Regions from separate parts of the Mus musculus genome. Here region 2 is linked to region 1. Evidence: chromatin loops called from intact Hi-C (ENCODE). Cell type or tissue: heart. All regions are shown on one strand. Links, peaks and the distances in the headings refer to the core of each region. The heading gives the core; the rest is flanking DNA. Region 1 holds the start of Gm40608 (a long non-coding RNA gene). Region 2 overlaps Ahi1 (Abelson helper integration site 1).

The links. A loop is a pair of places that touch in the nucleus more often than their neighbours do. Peaks named below come from ENCODE experiments on the same cell type or tissue, not always from the same donor. Only the 100,000 strongest peaks of a DNase experiment are listed, where the experiment ranks them.
Region 2: a loop joins it to region 1, with 6 times the contacts of the local background. A loop is called at or near these places in 6 of 42 quality-filtered maps.

The regions. Positions count from the first base shown.
Region 1 is chr10:21,182,579-21,193,756 of GRCm38, reverse strand. It overlaps Gm40608 (a long non-coding RNA gene), which reads left to right and starts at 7,831. Exons shown (of 4, transcript XR_871482.2): 1 at 7,831-7,892. Gm33619 (predicted gene, 33619) reads right to left here and starts at 6,813. Exons shown (of 2, transcript NR_152786.1): 1 at 6,617-6,813; 2 at 5,139-5,539. In heart, for the core only: a CTCF peak has its summit at 4,545 (motif pointing right); no DNase peak of the experiment used is centred there; H3K4me3 peaks cover 791 bases.
Region 2 is chr10:20,970,785-20,981,962 of GRCm38, reverse strand. It overlaps Ahi1 (Abelson helper integration site 1), which reads right to left. Exons shown (of 24, transcript NM_026203.3): 8 at 10,962-11,114; 9 at 9,807-9,939; 10 at 4,843-4,966; 11 at 2,354-2,583; 12 at 533-639. Among named protein-coding and RNA genes, the nearest start is that of Ahi1, 24 kb to the right of the region's middle. In heart, for the core only: a CTCF peak has its summit at 5,798 (motif pointing left); no DNase peak of the experiment used is centred there.

The sequences.
Region 1 (11,178 bases), core at 1,292-9,291:
ACAGAAGATTGTAAATGGAACTGGGCTTAGTCCTGGCAGCAAGAGAGCTGCTGTCTTTCCTTCTCAAGGCAGCAACAAACCCGCCATTGCTTAGGGGAAACGTGGAGTCTCTGTAAAATGACACAGAATAAAAAACCAAGATGTAAAGGCTGCTTCAGCATATGGCCTACACTGAAGCCGAATTATCATTTCAAAGATCTTGAATCCTCCTGTTGCTGAGGCCCAGGCCCCTTGGCTTTCTTCCGTTTCCATTATCTTTCTCTTTTCATAAACAAAACCATTCGAACACCAACACCAAATAGAAAAACCCCTCCCCCTCTCCCTCCCCCTCCCGTCTCCCCACTGGGACCCCACCTCTGTCTTCCCAACGCTCTGGCAAGCTTTCAGTTTGAACTCTTGTGCTGCCTCTGTTCTCACTGGAAGCTGGCTGCTGAGTATGGACTCTGCACCCTGTATCCCACAGCCTTGCTCTCTACCCTCTACCCACTCTGCCTCACCTTCATCGGGTCAGGAGCCAGAACCAGGACATCATTTATCACCTTCTCAACAGCATCAGCACCAAGCACTCATACCCACCTTGAACTCCTGATTGCCCTCACTGATGGTCTCTCCTGGTAGGGCTCTCGAAGCTCTGATTGATATCTACCCATTTCCACCCCAGCTTCTATAATAATATCAGGGAGGAAGAGAAGAGAGTAAAGGAGAGGACGGGATGCTAAAGCCAGAATACCAGGTGGCATCTTTCAAACCTGATTAGTTGTCTGATAGTTGCCAGGAGTCAGGATTGTTTCCTCCCAATGTTGCAAATCTCAGGTCTAGACCATGTCATAGTCTGGTTCTAGAAACGTCTCCACGTTTTTTAATACAGAATAACTAACCCAGAAAAGAGGGGCCGGCCAATTCTTATGATGTAAATAGACCCACCTTATCCAGCTTTGAGCTACAAACTAAATGTCGCTAAATGTGCAGTTGGGAAGGCATGTATGTAGACTGGCTTTCAGATATAAACATGATATAAATACGAGCTGGCTCCAGTGCCCCAGTGGCTTCACACACTGTCCCACTCTGTGACAGGCCGGGCCACCTGGGTCTCTTTCAATTCCCTTTACTGGCACTGCTTCCTCATGCACCAGGCTGCCTCGCTTTCTGTTCCTTCTGCTCATTCCTTCCTTTTCATCTAGTCCGTGACTGCTCCTCCCTCCGTTCTCAGCACAACCATGACTTTTACAGGCAAGCTTTTTCTGACCTCGCCACCAGTCCGGTCAAGTGCCTAATCCTAGACTCTCATTGTGCCGTGCCCCGTTCCTTTGTAGAATATGTCACAGGTATAATTTGACACTTGTTCAATTGATCATCTGATTACTGTCTGTCTCCCTTCCTGGAGGGCAAGCCCCGGCTGGTCAGGCTGGGTCTGCTGTTGTTTATGCTGTGTTCCCAGCTCTTGCCCTCCAAAGAACTTCTACGTGGTGACAACTAACTGACTGTCTGAGCATCATACCTCTTTCTCCAAGCCTGATTCGTCATGAGCTAGAAGGTGAAAGTCACTTCTCTTCTCCAACACTACCATACCCAGGAGTGTTTTGTTCTCTCTGAGAGCCTCTACCAGCAGCTGACTGAGACAGAAGCAGATACTTACAGCCAACCAACTCTGAGGAAGAGTTGGGGGAAGGACTGAAGGAGCTGAAGGGGGTGGCAACCCCATAGGAAGAACAACAGTGTCAACTAACCTGGATCCCTAAGAGCTCCCAGAGTCTAAGCCACCAAATCAAAGAGTATACAAGGGCTGGTCCATGGCCCCTGCTGGTACATACTCAGCATAGGGCTCCCTGGTCTGGCTGCAGTGGGAGAGGATGTTTCTAGTCCTGTAGAGACATGATGCCCCAGGGAAAGGGGATGCTGGGAGGAGGGGCACCTTCTCAGAGGTCAAGGGGAAGGAAGATGGGGGAAGAAACTCTACAAAAGGGGACTAGGATGGGAGACAACATCTGGGATGTAAAAAAATAAAATTAATTAATTAATTAAAAGAAGCATTCTCTTCTCTGTTTTCCTATTGCTGAAACCCAAGGCCCTGCTTGCTATGCAGGCATTCTGCCACTAAGCCTGGTCCTCAGCCTTTAAGGAGCATTCTCTAGATCAGACTGCTCCAAATGTGACTCTGCAGCAAACGCTTCATATCTAAAGAACCGCACACACAACACGCCTGAAGAGGAGGTTCTAGAAATCTTAAGATGTGTAGCAATGCCTCGTGTGGTCATGGGCAGCTTCTTCGATGTATTGCCATGTTTTTTGTTTGTTTGTTTGTTTGTTTGGTTGGTTGGTTGGTTGGTTTTTCGAAACAGGGTTTCTCTGTGCAGTCCTGGCTGTCCTGGAACTCACTTTGTAGACCAGGCTGGCCTCGAACTCAGAAATCTGCCTGTCTCTGCCTCCCCAGTGCTGGGATTAAAGGTGTGCGCCACCATGCCTAGTACATTACCATGTTTTTAAAAATAAGTTTTAATTTTGTAATTTGTGCGTGGCATGTGTACGTGGGGGAGGGGTTACATGCACACAGGCATGCCGCCACTGTACACATGTGAAGATCAGAGAACACCTTTTGGAAGCTAGTTCCATCCTCCTTCTTTGTTTTTGAGGCAGGGTCTCCTTGCCATTGCAAAGCAAGGTCCCAGCAGATCCTTCTGCCTCTGTCATTCCCTTTAAAATGGGACTGTGCTTATGGCTTCCTCCATGTGCTCCAGGGACCAAGGTCAGACTATCAGGGGTTGCTGGAAGTGCTTTTATCCACCGAGTCATCTCCCTAACTCCAGTTTTTTCTATCTAACTGCACCTGTGTGGTCTAATTGGATATATCCCATTAAACTCGATTTAATCTAGAACAGAAGAAACTGGGTAAGGGGTGTGATCAAGATGTAAGATGACTAAATAAATAAATTTAAGGGGGAAAATGGAACTTTTAATACTACTACACGTGCAATTCACAGTCCATGAATACCAGCTCATCACCAGTGGAAAAGTGGATCAGCCTTTAAGTAATGCTCATGATGGTTAGCAAACTGAAAGGGCTTACAAAAACCAAACAAGAAAACCTGATAATAATGGCTTTTGTAGAATACCTATATACTACGCCCTCAGGCCTCTGTGAAGTTCAAGGCTCAACCAACCAGAGTTAGCAGAGATTTGGAAGGCCTGGTCTTGGACGGTGGTGCCCATGCCTGTAATTAGTAAACCCCAGGGCATAAGGGAAAGTATCAAATGTAAAATTTGCCCCTCTGGTCTGAGAAAACGGAGGTGAATACAACCATGAAAAGAGGCTTGGAAGATGGCGAAAGGAAACTAAAGGAGTTTCTTTAAAGGTTTGCTCTTAGCACTTCAAAATTGTCTTTAAAGATTGTTAGAGAGTGATTTCTTTTTTAAAGAAAAAATACAGCACTATGCATCTCTTGATCAGCATACTGGCCCACTGTCATTAGCATACAGCTCAGGCATCTAAGAGGAGAGAGAGACTTTAGTTTAGTCTTCTCTGGTCATGTGAGTTGTGCTCTGGCCTAGTCATAGTTGTAGAAGCATAGTTTGGCAGTAAAATTGAAGCTAAATTTGGTTAAACTGCTTAGCTATGCATCACAAGTCAAGTAAAGTTTAATATAAATTTATGAACGAATGTATTACTAAGTTAAAGCCAGACTTGAATGAACTTTAAAAGACACCTTTGGAGACTGATTTCACACTGTTCACTGTAGTTGAGACTTCGTGCAGTTCCCTGCCTCCGTGATAGCTCAGTCCTCTCTGAGACTATCTTGGCTGTCACTGGCGCCAGGCTTGGGGCTAAGTGCTCGGACCAGGCACTTGATGCTTGCCAGCTCCTGGGAGGTACCTGCCGTTACTGACATCGTGTCACACAGTAGCGGAAGCTGTCAGAGTCAAGAAAGAGAAAGCAGACCTCTGAATGAAGTTAGGTCTCTCTGGCTCATCCTACAAATTTATTGACGAATTCACAAAGTCAAGGAGGAATTTTTTAGTTCTGAGTGGCTGATGATGGGATTTGATCATATTCCACGAGCATTTTCTTTGTAAGAAACCCAAAGGTGCCATCTCTTCGCTAAGTAAGTGGGAAAAGAGACGATACAAGAACCAAGACGCCTCAGCAAGCTTGCCATTTTCAACTCTAATATATTTGAATCGCCTGGGGAATTTTGAAAAGAGAAATAATACTTAGGCTTCATTTAATTGGAATTTCTTAGGGGCAGGGGCAGCACTTTCATGTTTCTTAAGAGCTCCCTTGATCTAGTGTGTCCGAGAGCTTGGATCCTGTTGCTTGTCTCTGCTCAGAGCTCTGAGCACCACATCAGGGTCCCTTTCTGCCTCCTGCCCACTGAGCATGCGTGGTAAACACGGCGTTGCTTGTACAACGAAAACAATGGAAAACCCCAGCGTTCAAAAATCATTTTTCCTTAATTTGTAAATGCGTATAACAGCATTTCAGGATCATTTTTGTGAACTTGGTTTTACTCTGACACTAGAATTTTCCAGGTTCAAATGTCATACCAAAAGGTGGCAGTAGATGGCTCACCTCTCTCAGCAAGAAAGGGAAAGCCGGTCCTGGTGCTGGAAATGGAAGAAGCCCAGCTTCCCTGTAAGTATGGAGCGAGCTCAAGGGGAGGCAGGCAGAACGAGCTGATAAAAATAGCAAAAATTCCGAGTATCAGAGAATAACTGAAGAGATGGAGAAACAAGCAGTTTAAAACCACGCCAGGAGGAATGGAATCTGTGACCGGGATGTCAGGACAGAGCCTTTGATAGAAATAATGAAAGTAGTGAAAGTTAAAACCAGGAACTTGGCAAACCAAAAAAGCTGAGTGGCAAAGTCCCCCTAATTGTGGATCTTTCCCGCACCCCAGTTTTCGGGTGAAAGTGGAAATGGAAGATCTGGGTTCATGTGGACATCTGGGTGGCGGCATGGGCATGCCTTTCTCTGGCCACCGGTGTGCATCACACAGAAGTCCCAAGAAGCCAGGGAGTTCCCGTTTCATCATGTGTGCTTAAGGCAGCTAGCATCTCCATCACCTGTGTTTTAGAGCTATCAAGTGAGTATCCCCCCACCTGGGAACTAATGAAAGTAAAGTCTAAATAAAGACTACCTGATATAGAGTCAGTCTTTTAATATGAGGAATTTGTTATCATTGAAAGAGTATAGAGAAGTTGTGTAATTATTTTGTATTTTTTTAACCAAAAAAAGTAAGTTAGCAATAGTTTCTCATGAAGATCTTAGCACACACCGACAAGATCCAACTCCTCTTCACAAAGAGACTATGTGCAGGATGGAGAAGAAGATGTATCCAAGCATATCCTGTGAAATTTATGTCAATGCTGTGAAATTTGTCTCAGCACTCACAATCCAGATTTCTGCTTTTTAGGTGGCTTTTTCTATTTCATTTCTTCTGGCTTCATAGAAGTTTGAGGTGACATTTTTAAGACCTGTGCCACTAAAATTTCAGACCCTATTTGATTCATCATCAGGAAAATGTAGGTTCCTCCATGCACAGGGCTGTAAATCAGGAAAAATCAAGTTTAGGATTAATATCCTAAAAACATGCTGAGTTTGCCCTTAGGCTCAGAATTGCTATGTGCAGCTATGACAGTGCCTAGCACCTGCCCAGAGGCTGTGGTGGAAAGTAATGATGGTTTTCCTTTCCACCCCCTCATTACCAGACCTCATTGAGTAGAGGGAAGGGAGTGGTAGGGGTGACCTAAGGTAGACAGCCATGGCCCAAGTAGTATCAGTAGTCATGATCATGGGTAGGCACTGGGCTACAGCTTAACCACACTCCCCTGACATGGAGTCACCCCAACTCTGACTCTGTTTACATACTAAAGGTAAAGCTGTTTTCTAATGCATTGATTTTACCTGTGAGGGTCAAATTCTGTTCTGAGTTGGGTATACAGAGCTGGGACAGTATCCAGGGCTTTGTGCACAACAGCAGGTATGAGCTGCATCACTAAATGTGTGGTAGCTCCTCTAGTGCACCCCCCCCCTCTCTCTCTCTCTCTCTCTCTGTGTGTGTGTGTGTGTGTGTGTGTGTGTGTGTGTGTGTGTCTCCCTTCTGTTTTGCCAAGGCCAACCTTTATTTTGTGCTCAGAACAGGACACATTTAGAGACCTTCTATTAGTGGGAAGTTCTGGCTGCTGGCTGATTAACCCCATTTAGACAACAATATGTGGATTCCCGTGTGATGCTGACTAAGAAAGTCATCCTATGGCTCAATACATTCTTGAACACTTCATACACACTGTAGCTACACACACACACACACACACACACACACACACACACCAGAGATACTCCTGTGCCCACTGCCTCTGTGAATAGAAATGTATATTTAAATTTTTTAAATAAAAATGTAATTACTATCCATGTTTTTTAGAAGTTAAGATAAATCCCATTACCATGATTAGGTTATTTTAAATAACACTTTTAATTACTTCTAGATTGAAATGTAAACTGTCAACATAGAGATAGTATGGCTGTCATAAAGCACCTCTGGGGTCACCTCCCCAACTCTGTCCTCTACGATTTCCTGCCAATTCTCCTCAGAGCATGCTTATCTGAAAACTCAGAACTAACCTCTGAGGCTGAGACTGACCACGAAGGCCGGAGCTCAGTAGGTCCAGCCAGCCTGTAGGCGCTTTATTTGGATCCTTGAGTGCCTGAAGATTTTAAGGCATTTTACAGGATTTTTATACTCTTGCTGAAAATGGAAGATTTGCCAACATCAGCCAGCCTATGTGCACGACACCTTCCAGTGGCAGATAAGCAATGGTGTCTGCTTTACAGAAGGCTTGGGTTCTTTGTTCTCCAAAGTACCCACCCCTTTTGTTTGTGTCACTTCCTGCCTGGTCATGCCTGTTCTGTGTATGACTTGTCCCGCAGGGACACTTGCACACCATACTGTTCCCTCAGGCTAGCTCCTCACTGGCAAAGGGTCTTCTGAGTTTCTTTGAGATAGTAGCTCCAACTCCTTCTCTAAGGCAAGACCCTTCTTTTGTTCTCGTTATTGTTATTCTCTCATACACATCACTATGGATGACGCTCATCACACATATTTTAATACAGTCTTCAGCCCCCTCAGTCCTGGCTCCTGACTCCTTGAACTTAAGACCCATACACTTACCTTGATCCCACCATTATTTAGTACATGCTGAAGAATGAATAAATATTCAAGAGAATCATAATATAAGATAGAGAAAATGGACTGATTCCCATAACACGGAGGGAGAGTGATGTTTCTTCGGAGTTCGGCATCAGTTGTATTAAGTGGATGGACGTAGGGCAGGGAAAAATGGGGTAGGCATAAAAGGACACATAGAATCCTTCCTTAACAACAAATGTAGAAATCCGGACATAAATTATATATGCCATCGAATGCAGATGTATGGAGGAGGGAAAGAAGGAGGACGAGGAGGAAGAGGAGGAAAGAAAAAGATTACAATGAATTGGGGGAAACTGTGAAGGAAACATAGAAGAGTATTGTGTTTATATTCTCTAACTGGAAACATATCCATATGCAGTCACGTTGCTCTTACAATTAAAGAAAGACAGTTTCAGGAAGTATGTGTAAACTTACTCATCTGTATCTTAAGGGTTTCAAACAAGCAGATGTGGGTCATGCAGAAAGCAACTCTCTCTTTTTAAAGCCTTTACCAAAGAATAGATGAGGGAAAAAATATTGAATCAATACCATTTAAGATGTTTGGCTTCTAAGTAAATGAGAGGTCAATTGTGTATCTCTCTGCTGTCACTGTACTTGTTTCTAATGTTTGTGGTGTGAGTTAATTCTAGGAAGCTACAAAAATATGGAGAAAGAAGCAAGCAGCTGCTAACTGGATGAAAGACATAAAAGGTAGGAAAACTATTTACACAACTGTAGCGACCATGCCAGTGCCAGTGCTTATGAATAAGAGTCTGGGATGTAGAAAGGAGTGTCTGTTGCTGCTGTTACTGCTTTCAGAGATGAGTGCTCTCCTGAATAGCCCAGAGCAACCACTCTAGCCTCCAACAGAAGTCCTGTGACAAATGCACACTCACATTCAAATTTATCAAATTGATCTCTATGTTGCCCTCTTGGTAGTAAGTTGGCACTTACTCCTACTTCTTTTCCATTATCTGCTTAGAAAGGGGAAAAAAGTGTAGAAATTGACCTAGAAAGACAAAGTGTGGCCTCTTAAAAGAAAACAGAGCGGCTGGGAGGTGACAGTTTTATGTGGGAGGGTCTTTTGAATGACTGTAAGAAGCCTTCTGTTTGTCTAGTACAACATCAAGTTAATGGCAAGCTCCTAATTTTTATAAAACTGCTTCTAGCCCTCTTACAAAACCCTTGCTGAAGAAATAAAACATAACCATCTATGTATAAGATACTAATTTCCTCAAGTATCTTCTACAGAGTTACAAAACTCATGATGAAATAACAGCCTCTTTAAGCCGTGTTCAATGTCTCCGACTTCAGTTTGTGCCGTTAGAAGGCCCCTGCATCAGCCCATGTTCCGCAGTCCCAAGCCCCAGACCTCTCTAGGCAAATAGGGGCTTTTTAGACAGTTTTCCCAAAGAAGAAACTTAGCTCTGTAGAACCAGAAACATAGCCAAGAAGACATTTATGTGTATGCATGCACACATGCACACATACATGTAAACACGCACATGAACATACGCACACAAACACACACACATATCCATGCACGTGTACACACACGTACACACACGTGAAATGTGAAGTGGACGAGGGAAATATCTTCTGGGGGGGAAGAAAGTAAGTCTCTGTGTTATCATCCTGAACATGGATGACCGTAGTCAAATCCCTTCCTGTCACCAGCTTCTAATGCTAGATGCCTTGTTTCACTTAAATAACCCAGAAACAGAAATTTCACAGCCCTTTCTTCCCTCCCTCTGTGTGTTTGTGGTCATGCGTGTGTGTACGTGTGTGTACACGTGCATGGATATGTGTGTGTGTTTGTGTGCGTATGTTCATGTGCATGTTTACATGTATGTGTGCATGTGTGCATGCATACACATAAATGTCTTCTTGGCTATGTTTCTGGTTCTACAGAGCTAAGTTTCTTCTTTGGGAAAACTGTCTAAAATTTCAAAAAGAAAGTTAAGACAATTTGACATGAATTGCAAGCTTCTAGTCTCCAATTCTTTGACATAACATAACCATTGACTCTTTTTGCTTTGTCATGTTTGAGACCACGTCTCCTAAAACTCAGAGTGGCCTCTAACTCACTGTACAGCTTAGGGTAACCTCAAACTCTTTATCTTTCTGACTCTACATCTTAAGTGTTGAATTACAGGCATGTCCCAATATGCCTAAGCTTAACCTTTAACTAGTGTGCATCTAAGTGTTTGTGTGTCTGTGTACTCATGAGGGTGAAGGTGTGTGTGTGGGTGAGCACAGGACAACATTGATTGACGTTCCTTAGGTATGATCTACCTTTCTATTTGACAGAGTCTCTGGCCTGGAACTTACCAAGTTGGAATATGTGCTGGTATTACAATGGCATGTCATTACGTCTAACTTTTTCACATAGGTCTGGGGGCTTGAACTCAGGTCCTTGTGCTTGCCAGGGCAGCGCCTTGCCAGATGAGCTTTCTCTCCAGCCCCGTGTCCTCTAACTCTTGAGAATACTAAACTCTCCTTTTCAATAAATTAGTTAGCGTGAACTCTTGCCCATCACCTGCCACTGAAATGAACCACCTAAATATCACTGTGTCAACTACAGCTCGACACATCGTTTAGCTTGTTCTGAATGCGGTGCTTAGTTTATCATCAAGGCTTCATTTAGTGCTTGAGCTTTTTCATATTGCTTGTAACCCATTTGGATCTGAACCATTGGCTAGTGGGGCTCATGGATATGCAGCAAGTATAGAGCTTATATTTAAGTAGACACATAAATAACTGTAAAAATAAAAAAAATGGCTCTACTGCACATTAGAAAGTGGTTACGTCCTGAAAAGAAAAGCAGGTGAGAAAGGGGCATTGGGAATGGGGCTTAGGGAGATGACATGGTCTGGTGCCCAGGAAGTTCTCACTGAAAAGAGAAGCTTAAATGTAGATGACAGGAAGTAGAGGAGCAAGCTGTGTGCATAGAAGAAGGGATAAGCAAGCAGAACAAGCAAGTGCAGAGAGACCTTGGGTAAGCAAGCTCAGCATTTTCCAAGACCACACTGGAGGTCACAGGGTTAGGGAAAGCCTAGAAAAAAAAAAACAATAGGGAGTCAAAAGATTAAGTGTCCTTATGGAAGAATAGACTAGGGCTGGAGAGATGGAGGGATGGAGAGCAAGCCAGTGGTTGACAGCACTGGTTGCTCTTGCAGGGGATCCAGGCTGGATTCCCAGCACCCACATAGCAGCTCATAACTGTCTCTAACTCTGGGATCCGACACCCTCACACAGGTATGCATGCACACAAAACACCAATGCACATTAAATAAATAAATAAATAAATAAATAAATAAATAAATAAATAAATAAATGGTATATTTAAAAAACAAAACAAAACAAGACTAGACTGAAGCCAGTCAGAAAGCAGTGTGTCATTTCAGGTAGAGATGCTAAGGCTGGACAGAGTGGCAGCAATGGAGTACTGAGGTGTCACATTCTGAGTGACTTTTAAAGGTGGAGCCAACATGCTTTGGTGGTGAAGAAGGAAGCCGAGGGTAACCACAAAGGTTTCGAACTGGAAGAATTTTTCCAAGAAAGGAAATAGACGGAAATTTCGAGCCAGATTAGACAGACACACTGGGCATCTAGCATTTACCTATGTGAACCTGGAAGTTAACGACAAATCCAGACAGGAGATTCAGCCTCAGAGACGTAAACATGCAGAAAATGCTACGTCTACAAGAAAGAGACTCTCATGCCATGGTGGAATGGACATCTAGATCAGACTTAGGGAAGGACCCAGCAGAGTCTTTCTCACCACTGGACAGGTTCTTCAGCCACTAGAAAAAAATACACTTTATCCAACTTCCAGTGCAAATAAAGTGCCATGTTCACGATGGCCTTCATCTGTGTCTGTCGGAATCTTCTCCCGGCTTATGTGGTGGATCTTAACATTCCATTCTATGTTGTCATAGCTCATGGTCTGGGGAACCCGGAGCTCTGGGCTTTCCTACCTTATTCTGTTCCCTGC
Region 2 (11,178 bases), core at 1,596-9,595, 210 kb after region 1:
TCTTACAGACCATAATAATACCCTCTGCCTTGTTTGTTTCTCTCAGATGGAGTAGTTACTATGATTAGATGACAATCCCTGCCATATCCACATTACTCTGACAGCACGGACGCTGTTGTTAGTGACGGTACTAGATTGAAGAGAATATGCAGGAAACAGGTGGTAATGGGATACATGTGTTATTCTAATGTGAGTTTCAGCTGCTGCCATGCTACAGATTGGTCCTCAAAAGACCACAAATGAGGTGAGGTTGTAGCTTAGTGGAGAGTCATTGCCTAGTCCAGGGCCTAAAAGAGCAAAGAGTAAAGTGTGGCCACACTGAAAAAGGAGAGCTGACACCAGTCCCTCTCAGAATCACTAACTCCCGACTGTGGTCAGCAGGAGGGTATGAGGTGGGCTTCTGCACCGAGAGAAGCTTAAGTTTTCAAAGGACAAACTTGGATGTCCTTATGGTCTTTTAAACATCCGTCCTGTGGTCGATTCTCCTGTAGTTCCTCCACGAAGTCTCGGGGCATGAAATGTGGTTCTGTACCTTATTTATCGTCCAGTGGCGCACGGAGTGTTGCACATCATTCACTTTGACGTACGTGTCCCAGACAACGATGACCCCGATGCAGTCTCCTGAGTACATGTGGTGACCTGGTAAAAACAGCAAGAACTCACTCAAGAACGCCACAGAAGTTACATACATACACACACACACACACACACACACACACACACACACACACACGTGTGTGTGTATATTTATATACCACATGGTATTCATAAAATATATATGAAAGGACTCAGATGTAGCTGTCTCTTGTGAGACTATGCCGGGACCTAGCAAACACAGAAGTGGATGCTCACAGTCAGCTATTGGATGAATCACAGGGCTCCCAATGGAGGAGCTAGAGAAAGTACCCAAGGAGCTAAAGGGATCTGCAACCCTATAGGTGGAACAACAATATGAACTAACCAGTACCCCGGAGCTCTTGACTCTAGCTGCATATGTACCAAAAGATGGCCTAGTGGGCCATCACTAGAAAGAGAGGCCTATTGGACTTGCAAACTTTATATGCCCCAGTACAGGGGAACGCCAGGGCCAAAAAGGGGGAGTGGGTGGGTAGGGGAGTGGGAATGGGTGGGTATGGGGGACTTTTGGGATAGCATTGGAAATGTAAACGAGGATAATACCTAATAAAAATAAAAAAAAAGTAAAATGCACACTATATTCCAATTATCTTTAAGTAAATTCTTCACTTTAAAAAGCATTTTGGATAACATTTCCATTTGTCATGTTTCTGAATGTAAAAAGAAATGAGCAATGTAGTTTGCATGTCTAGCACCCATACACTCACATTCCAAATTATTTGAGGTAACCAACGTGTATCTGTATCCATTATTATTATTAGCCTCTGTAATTGTTTATACTCCAAGAAAATACATGCTCTAATATACATTGTAAACACAGTCATAGTGACCATTAAACTTGAAATGATCAGAGAGTTAAAAAAATCATAAGTAATGAGTGTTAACACGTTTTTAAAAACTGAATGGGACCCAGAAAACATAGAGGCTCAACCTCGTGAGCGTGTGAGAGTACATTACACATCACTGCTAACAAATGCGGCTTTTAGAACTGTGGATTTAATAGTTTACAAATTAGCCTACACAGCCCGTGAGTACTGGCATACATTCGAACACGCACTCTAATTGTGAGAAAGACAAAAGAAAAGTATATTTGTCATTTGTTATAATCTTTCAAGTTGCAGTTAGTATATTGCAGCGTTATTTTTCTCTAAATATTATTTTATATACTTATAGCTGCAGCTGCCATGTCTAATCTCTGAAATAATAAAAATGACAAGTTAGTAGATGAATTTCTTTATATTCTTACCCAATACAAACCCGTTTTATTTTACGATGTCACTTGTGTTATTTAAGTGCTGAGATCCTTTGACTATGTGCAAAGTCCCTCTGTATGTATTTTTAAAATTCCTGTCACTCTATCCAGCATGTGTATTTACATTCTTTTGGACTTTCCCCATCCCTTTTACATCGTTATTAATATGTTCTTAAAGTAAATTACTAATAGTAATAATCACCAATGCACATAAATGCACTTATGAAATGCAGCCCATGAGACCTTAGAGCAAAGGACGCGACTGACCACAAACACCAGGGACTTCAAACTTTACAGTTAACAGAGCACGCCCACTGTCAGATCTACCCCATTGCTTCAAACTACGAAGAACTTTAAATATTCACAAATATGAATACAGCAAATCTCTCACAAGCACCAACTACTAGAGAAAGGAAACAATTTTTCAGGTAAATACTCTTGGTTTGAGCACGTTCTGTGATGTACCTTCATCGTCAAAACAGATGGAGTTGACAAAGCTCTTGTGCACATCCAACTGGCGCACTAATATGGCAGCATCCTCCCTTGCATCAATTTTCCAAATCCTTATCATAGAGTCGTAGCATCCTGTAACCACCAGCTCCCGTGTGGCTGGGTGGAATTTAGCCGTGTAGACGAAGGAGGGGTGAGGTAAGACTCTGAACGTGCTCGTGCTATTGATTTCATTCTTCCAAACTCTGGAAAAGGAGAGAAAGGAGCATTCTTCTGGAAGTACAGAATGTTCTCCAACCATCTTTAGGAGAACACAGCCAGTAAATCCTAGGTAAGCAAATGCCAAGGTAAACTACTCTAAGTGAGTGTTTATAGAAACCATGATGATGATCGCGTGAGAAGGCATTGGATTATCTCACTTTTCTTTCACAAAATCATTTCTCATGAAATATATTTTATCTATAACAGTAATCTATACTGAAAAACTAAAACTTATTTGTACTTGGACATAATCTACTTTTAAAACTATTTTTGATATTGAGCAACTATACAGTGAATAGTTGATAAAATACTATTTGGCATAATATATATTACAAAGTAGGGACGGGGGCTGGAGAGATGGCTGGTAACGAATACTGGCTGCTCTTGCAGAAGACCCAGGCTAAGTTCTCAGAACCCACATGGTGGCTCATAACCATCTTTAATTCCAGTTCCAGGGGATCTAAGAAACCTTCTCTGACCTGTGCAGGCACCAGGCCTGCATGTGGTGAACATACACACACATTCAGGAAAAACACTCAAACACATAATTAAACACCCATACATAAATAAATAACTTTAAAAGATATGATGAAACTTTTCTTTTCTTTTCTTTGTTTTTGTTTTTTTTGGTTTTGGGTTTCTCTGTAGTCCTGGCTGTCCTGGAACTCACTCTGTAGACCAGGCTGGCCTCGAACTCAGAAATCTGCCTGCCTCTGCCTCCCAAGTGCTGGGATTAAAGGCGTGCGCCACCACGCCCAGCTCAATGAAACTTTTCATAATTTTTCTACAAGGCTGTATGGACTGGTTCTGAAAATGTTTCCTAGTGGAGGCCAAGAGGATTAGAGAGCTTAATAACTTTTTACTTGTATTTCAAAGTCTAAATAATTAATATACATGTAGGTCCTAAACACTTAGACATCATAGTTAAACAACTGATTTCCTTTTTAAAAATCGTATGTGTGCCCATGTGCACACACGTGGAGACCAAAGCCTGACACTGATGCCTTCCTCAATCTATGAACTTTATTTTCTGAGATAGAAGCTCATTGACGGTCACTTCTGTCTTCTGTTCCTGCAGGGTGTGCTGCGCGCCTGGCTTTCTGTGGACAGGGTTGGGGATCTGAATCAGAACCTGTGTTTGTGCTCTCACGCATAGCCTGCTCTATTTGATTAAGAGAACTCCCTCCGTTATTTTGGCGGAGAACAAGCTTTTTCCTATAATAAGCACTGTCTTTATGCTTACCACTCCATTTCTTTCTCAAATGTCTGTGTGCATGTGTAAGACAGGCGAAATCAGGCAATGTATACTAGCTGTGTAACTACAGGTCAAGGGGTATTTTATATGATGGATTAGGTGACGAAAATCAGAAGAGCATATTTGTATTGGTAATTTATAGTTGATTTATAAGTTACTGCCTAAGACTTATGTAGCAACTTCTAAATAAAAGAAAAAATATAGTCAACTATTCAATAGAGACATTTTGAGTTTTCTAGCAGCTGATTAAAATATCTGTTGAGCACTAAAGAACAAGCTAATATAAAAGACAGATTTCGATGAGCATGCGCTGCATGAGATACAGCTGAAATGAAGATAACAACATTGTTAGTTTGAAAGGAAAAAAAGGGATGTAAATAGAGTTTAAATCTTAGCTTTTAAGGCATTCTATTGAGTCACGTGCGCTGGCCATGCCTACAATCCCTGTACACAGGAGGCAGCAGCAGAAAGAGTGCACATTTGAGGTTAGCCTGGGCTATAAGTAAGACTGTGGGAAAAACTTGAATAATCAGACAATAAATGAAATATTGTATTGTGAAACATAATAAATTGAAAGGAGATAACACGGACTTTGTGAAAACACAAATATTTACAATTTATAACACTCTAGGGTGTGTAACTGAGTATCTACTTGGTTTACTCTGACCAATGGATTCAAGCCCCCATGTCAAGCCTATAATGAAGACAGAATCCTCACATACATACAGGACAAACCTCAAACATTTAACCTTCTGCAAGATATTAATTAGCAGCTTACATATAATCATTGAAAGACAGCAAGAGCCAGAAATGATACATATTACACAAATAAAAGATATGACTTGCCATAAATTTTACTGTTGTTAACCTGTCAGTGTGCACGGTGCACAGCTATGATGTCAGGGGCATATGTGTCTCTTTATATTCTCGTACCTTTCCTTGATGGCAAACAGCATTTGCGGTAAGTTCTTCCTGAATATATACTAACCTGGCAGTGCCGTCAGAGGATGAAGTAACGAGATAGCGATCGTCTTTTGACCAGTCGAGATCATAAATGATATTGAGGTGGCCACACAATTCTCTCATAAAACGTCCAGAAGGAATTTCATATACTAATAAAAATATTTAAAAATTAAATTTCTAAGAGGTCTTTAATTCAACAAATATATAAACACACAACTTATAGTAATTTAGATAAAAATTAAGTACTATCTGTAAAATTAAAGCCAAAAATATTTGTAATATTAACACAACTTCAAAATACACTCAAGAACTGTTTTTCATTTGCTTTAATTTTAAGTTTACAGACCATTTTATATGTGCTATATGTTGACAATATTCTTTAATGTACTCTCAGTTGCTCACATTGTGAGAATCCCAAAAGCACTTTTCATAATTAGCAAGAAATAAATAAAAATTTATATTGTACTTCATTTTAAGTACTTAACAACTTACATGTTGGTGGTTCATGAATAAGGTATTATTTCCTTCTAAAAAAATCAAATTCTAAAAAGTTCTGGATGTAATGAGATGGATGTAACTGTTCCATTGTGAGGAAGAGCATAGTGGGGTGTGCAGCGAGTGAACTTGACAGATAGACAGACAGACAGAGCATGGTGAACAGTATTAGGGCTCAAGAAACTGAACTAACCAGTACCCCAGAGCTCGTGTCTCTAGCTGCATATGTATCAGAAGATGGCCTAGTCGGGCATCATTGGGAAGAGAGGCCACTTGATCTTGCAAACTTTATATGCCCCAGTACAGGGGAATGCCAGGGCCAAGAAGTGGGAGTGGGTGGGTAGGGGCGCAGGGCAGGGGAAGGGTATAGGGGACTTTCAGGATAGCATTTGAAATGTAAATGAAGAAAATATATAATAATAATAATAAAGAAACTGTGTAGGATGGCTAATAAGAACAGGGCCAAGTCTCTACTCCCACCTAGTGGTAATATCAACAGCGCTTTAACCAAGTGAGGACTTTGGGAATCTAGTCCACCTATAAGAGGGAAGAGCAACCAACCTTAGGGCCACAGAACTCTGGGAATTACCTGGCAATGCTCGCTTGCTGGGGAGCACTTTCCTGAGAAAAGGTCTGACTCTCAGTACAGACATCAGCTTTGTATTGCCACAACTGTCTAGTTCCTCCTCCCTACACACTCACGCAACCTTGCAAACAGTGAAACTCACGAGTCCAGAAACTACTCAGTGAGGCAGGATAGGACTAGAGCTCTGGACTCCCTGAAAACTTCAGTTCCAAAGACTTGACCCGATTTCATGACCTGTCAGATCCAAGGCTTACTTAGCATGGCTTTGTGTGCTTCAGACAAACATCCCAACTCCAGTGTGCATTTGAGCAGCCAGTGGCATCACTTGACACTGTGGCTGCCTGAGGGGTTGACACCAGCTGGGGATCAGAAGCTTACTCAAAGAACACAACATATAAACCAGATTCAAAATACTGCTGAGAATCTAGGTTCCCCACACAGGTATCGATTTTATTCCATATTAGAATGGCTACTCCAGCTTGTTTCTTCAGACCATTTGCTTGGAAAATTGTTTTCCAGCCTTTCATTCTGAGGTAGTGTCTGTCTTTTTCCCTGAGATGGGTTTCCTGTAAGCAGCAAAATGTTGGGTCCTGTTTCTGTAGCCAGTCTGTTAGTCTATGTCTTTTTATTGGGGAGTTGAGTCCATTGTAAGAGATATTAAGGAAAAGTAATTGTTGCTTCCTATTATTTTTGTTGTTAAAGTTGGCATTCTGTTCTTGTGGCTGTCTTGTTTTAGGTTTGTTGAGGGATTACCTTCTTGCTTTTATCATGTAGAAGAATGCGAATCGATCCATTCCTATCTCCTTGTACTAAGGTCAAATCTAAGTGGACCAAGGAACTTCACATAAAACCAGAGACACTGAAACTTATAGAGGAGAAAGTGGGGAAAAGCCTTGAAGATATGGGCGCAGGGGGAAAATTCCTGAATAGAACAGCAATGGCTTGTGCTGTAAGATCGAGAATTGACAAATGGGACCTCATGAAACTGCAAAGCTTCTGCAAGGCAAAAGACACTGTCAATAAGACAAAAAGACCACCAACAGATTGGGAAAGGATCTTTACCTATCCTAAATCAGATAGGGGACTAATATCCAATATATATAAAGAACTCAAGAAGGTGGACTCCAGAAAATCAAATAACCCCATTAAAAAATGGGGCTCAGAACTGAACAAAGAATTCTCACCTGAGGAATACCGAATGGCAGAGAAGCACCTGAAAATATGTTCAACATCCTTAATCATCAGGGAAATGCAAATCAAAACAACCCTGAGATTCCATCTCACACCAGTCAGAATGGCTAAGATCAAAAATTCAGGTGACAGCAGATGCTGGCGAGGATGTGAAGAGGAACACTCCTCCATTGTTGGTGGGATTGCAAGCTTGTACAACCACTCTGGAAAGCAGTCTGGTGGTTCCTCAGAAAATTGGACATAGTACTACCGGAGGATCCCACAATACCTCTCCTGGGCATATATCCAGAAGATGTCCCAACCGGTAAGAAGGACACATGCTCCACTATGTTCATAGCAGCCTTATTTATAGTAGCCAGAAGCTGGAAAGAACCCAGATGTCCCTCAACAGAGGAATGGATACAAAAAATGTGGTACATTTACACAATGGAGTACTACTCAGCTATTAAAAAGAATGAATTTATGAAATTCCTAGCCAAATGGATGGACCTGGAGGGCATCATCCTGAGTAAGGTAACACAATCACAAAGGAACTCACACAATATGTACTCACTGATAAGTGGATATTAGCCCAAAACTTAGGATACCCAAGATATAAGATACAATTTGCTAAACACATGAAACTCAAGAAGAATGAAGACCAAAGTGTGGACACTGTGCCCCTTCTTAGAATTGGGAACAAAACACCCATGGAAGGAGTTACAGAGACAAAGTTTGGAGCTGAGACAAAAGGATGGACCATGTAGAGACTGCCATATCCAGGGATCCACCCCATAATCAGCTTCCAAACACTGACACCATTGCATACACTAGCAAGATTTTGCTGAAAGGACCCAGATATAGTTGTCTCTTGTGAGACTATGCCGGGGCCTAGCAAACACAGAAGTGGATGCTCACAGTCAGCTATTGGATGGATCACAGGGCTCCCAATGGAGGAGCTAGAGAAAGTACCCAAGGAGCTAAAGGGATCTGCAACTATAGGTGGAACAACATTATGAACTAACCAGTACCCCGGAGCTCTTAACTCTAGCTGCATATGTATCAAAAGATGGCCTAGTTGGCCATTACTGGAAAGAGAGGCCCACTGGACACACAAACTTTATATGCCCCAGTACAGGGGAATGCCAGGGACAAAAAAATGGGAATGGGTGGGTAGGGAAGTGGTGGGGAGGGTATGGGGGACTTTTGGGATAGCATTGGAAATGTAATTGAGAAAAATACGTAATAAAAAATATTAAAAAAATTTTTAAAAAGTCTTTACAGATATCATCTAGGAGACTGACTGCACAAGCAGAGCAGTAACTAAACTCAGGTGGCTGATGGAGAACACGGGGAACAGCCACACTGTACCACATCATCTCAAATACCCAGCTCTCAACAGAAAGTTGTGCCGTGGAAAGAGGTAAACAAACAGGAAAGTACAGCTTCCCACAGGAAGGCAAAGCAGCTGTCTGAAAGTGTGCATACAGAAAGTGCGGCAGCCAGCTCCGTTCTCTTCTTTCTCCACACGGTCATTAACCTATCGTTATCAGTATGGTCAAAGACCTAAAGAAAACCTAAAGGGCTAAAGCATAAGAATGACTCCTCACCAAGAGAGAAAGCATCTGTAAATAAAAACGAACCCGAAGGAAGCATTAGAGCAGGAAAGCAAGACTGCTGAACTACAGAAGGCAGGCGAGTGGCCCAGCACCAGCCTGAGCTGGCAGAGGAGAAAGCACTGAACTTGACAGTCGGCCAACTGAGATGATCCGGTTTGAGAATGAAGACAAACGAGTAAGTGACAGAGATCCACTGGACAAGACCATGTCACAAAGGGGCGTGGTGGTCCTCAGAGACAAGAGGAGCAAGGCCATAAGACAATAAATGAGAGTCCTGAAATTCACGAAAGGCAGTAATCTACACACTGAACAGGCTTGGTGGAATCGCAGTCGGACAAGCCGTATTCAAACACTGCAAAGCCAGAAACAATGGCTCTGTTTGTACTTTCTGAGACCTAACTAAGCAGATTAAGTCTCTGATGATTTAAGCACGTAACAGCATTTAGCATAGACAAATTGGGACAAGAGTAGTCTGTTCATTACCCAGAAGCAAAAACTGAGCGTTGCCATCTGGGAAGGTGTCTCATGAACATGAACTGTGAGGTAGGGTGAAGTGCGGCGTGGCCTAGCACTCAGGGCAGACACCCAGAGGGACTGACTGGCTTCTTGCCCAGGGGAGTCCATTTCGTCACTGAGATAGAAGGGATCATGAAGTCCAGAACAGTACGGCAGTGCTTTTAAACTCTCCAAAGCAACAGAAACCGTCTCAGCCTTTCTGCTGGCTCCCCTGTCACCACGGGAACTGTCTTTGAGGGACTTCAGAGCCTTATTACAACTCTAGCATATGACGAATGCTACACTTTGTAACTCAGATTATCACAATTATCCACTAAAAATAATATGGACGAAAAGTTTCCCATGGGATTTACTCTTCCTTTTGAAAGTAAATGTGTATATTTAAAATAGATAATGTTTACAAAAACCCACCTGTATATTAAAAAATAACATCTTCCATTCAGTCTCATTCTGAATAGATTCTACACAGTCACTGTCCCTTTATTTAAAGAAATCTGACTAACTTACTTGGGACTTCTTAAATTAAGACTTCGAGATAATCCAAAACCCAATATTTGACTATACAGATTACAACCAGGTTAAATAGGTAGCATTATTTCTCACATATAATCGGATATCCGTCTCGGCTGGCACAGGCTGCTGCTAATATCCTTCCATTGTGAGAGAAATCAAGACAGAAACAGCCGCGTTCTCCAGCATTCAGTGAGAAGAGATGCTTGTTTGGGATACGACAGGCCTGAAAAGAAAGTATTTATACTACATGAATCAAAAAATAAAGTAACCTGATAATTTCCAGTATCATAACTTTCCCCTAAAGATCTTTAGATAGATATAGAGATAGAGATAGATAGATAGATAGATAGATAGATAGATAGATAGATAGAGAGACATTTACACAGAACAGTGGAAAATTACAGGAAATTCTCTTTTCAGTGCAGAAGTGGTTTCCTGTGAAATTTATATTAATTAGCACTTGATTAATCTAAAACACAAAGGATGCTCTAACACTGTCGTTGCTGCGTTGCTTTTACACAGCCTCAGAAAGAATGCTTATCCCACGACAGGAGCCACTTTTCCTAAGGTCAAAAACATCTGAGAAACTAAAGTGCCACATAACGTCACAACCCAAACTCAGGATTTCTGAACGGCTGTTCTCAGGCTTGCTTTCCTCTAATGACTACCCACTGCTGCTCTCTCCAAGACAGAGCACAGTTCTCTGACTTTCCTCAGTTCTGATTTCTGTGGTTTTGATTATTTATGATCAGTATGGCCTAAAAATATCATGTGGGAAATTCCAGAAATTCTGCGGTCTCACTCCTACCCTGGATATGAACGATCTCTTGTTCATGTCATGTTAGGTATTTTACTGGCCCATCATTAGAACTTAGCAGTTGACTAGTTATCCGGCTGACTATCATGATACCGCAAAGCTTGTGTTCAGCTGACCCGGATTGCATTAATGTTGGCACCAGGCGTGAAAGCAGGGGTACTGTACGTGGCTTCCTTTGCGGGCAAAGGTGAGAAGGCGGAAGTAAGCACACAGGGGGTCCTCAGTGCATAGCATCAATGCTGCTTCTCTACAAAGGCCTTTAAACATATTCATCACGATAGCCCTGTGGATAATTATTGTCAGCCGACAGTAAGCAGCATTAACTAAACCCAGCTAAATAAAGAGTACTCAGAGGGAGCTTGCACCCAGTAGGACCTTTCCTCTCATATTTTGTCACAGCAGTGGTTAAAGCGCCCAGTGTAGCTCACCTGGCCAGGCAGACGTTTCCACTTCACTTCCTCCTTTGAATCTTCTAGTCCAGGTTCTGTGTCCACGGAACTTGTTTCACGGTGACGTTCACAGTACACTGGTGTACCCCTTTCCTCCTGGAGAGCCATCATAGAGCGGTAAGATGGCTTTATCTAAATATGTGTGGAAAACGAGAAAATGAACGTCATGTTCAATTGTTAAATTAAACATGTGCAC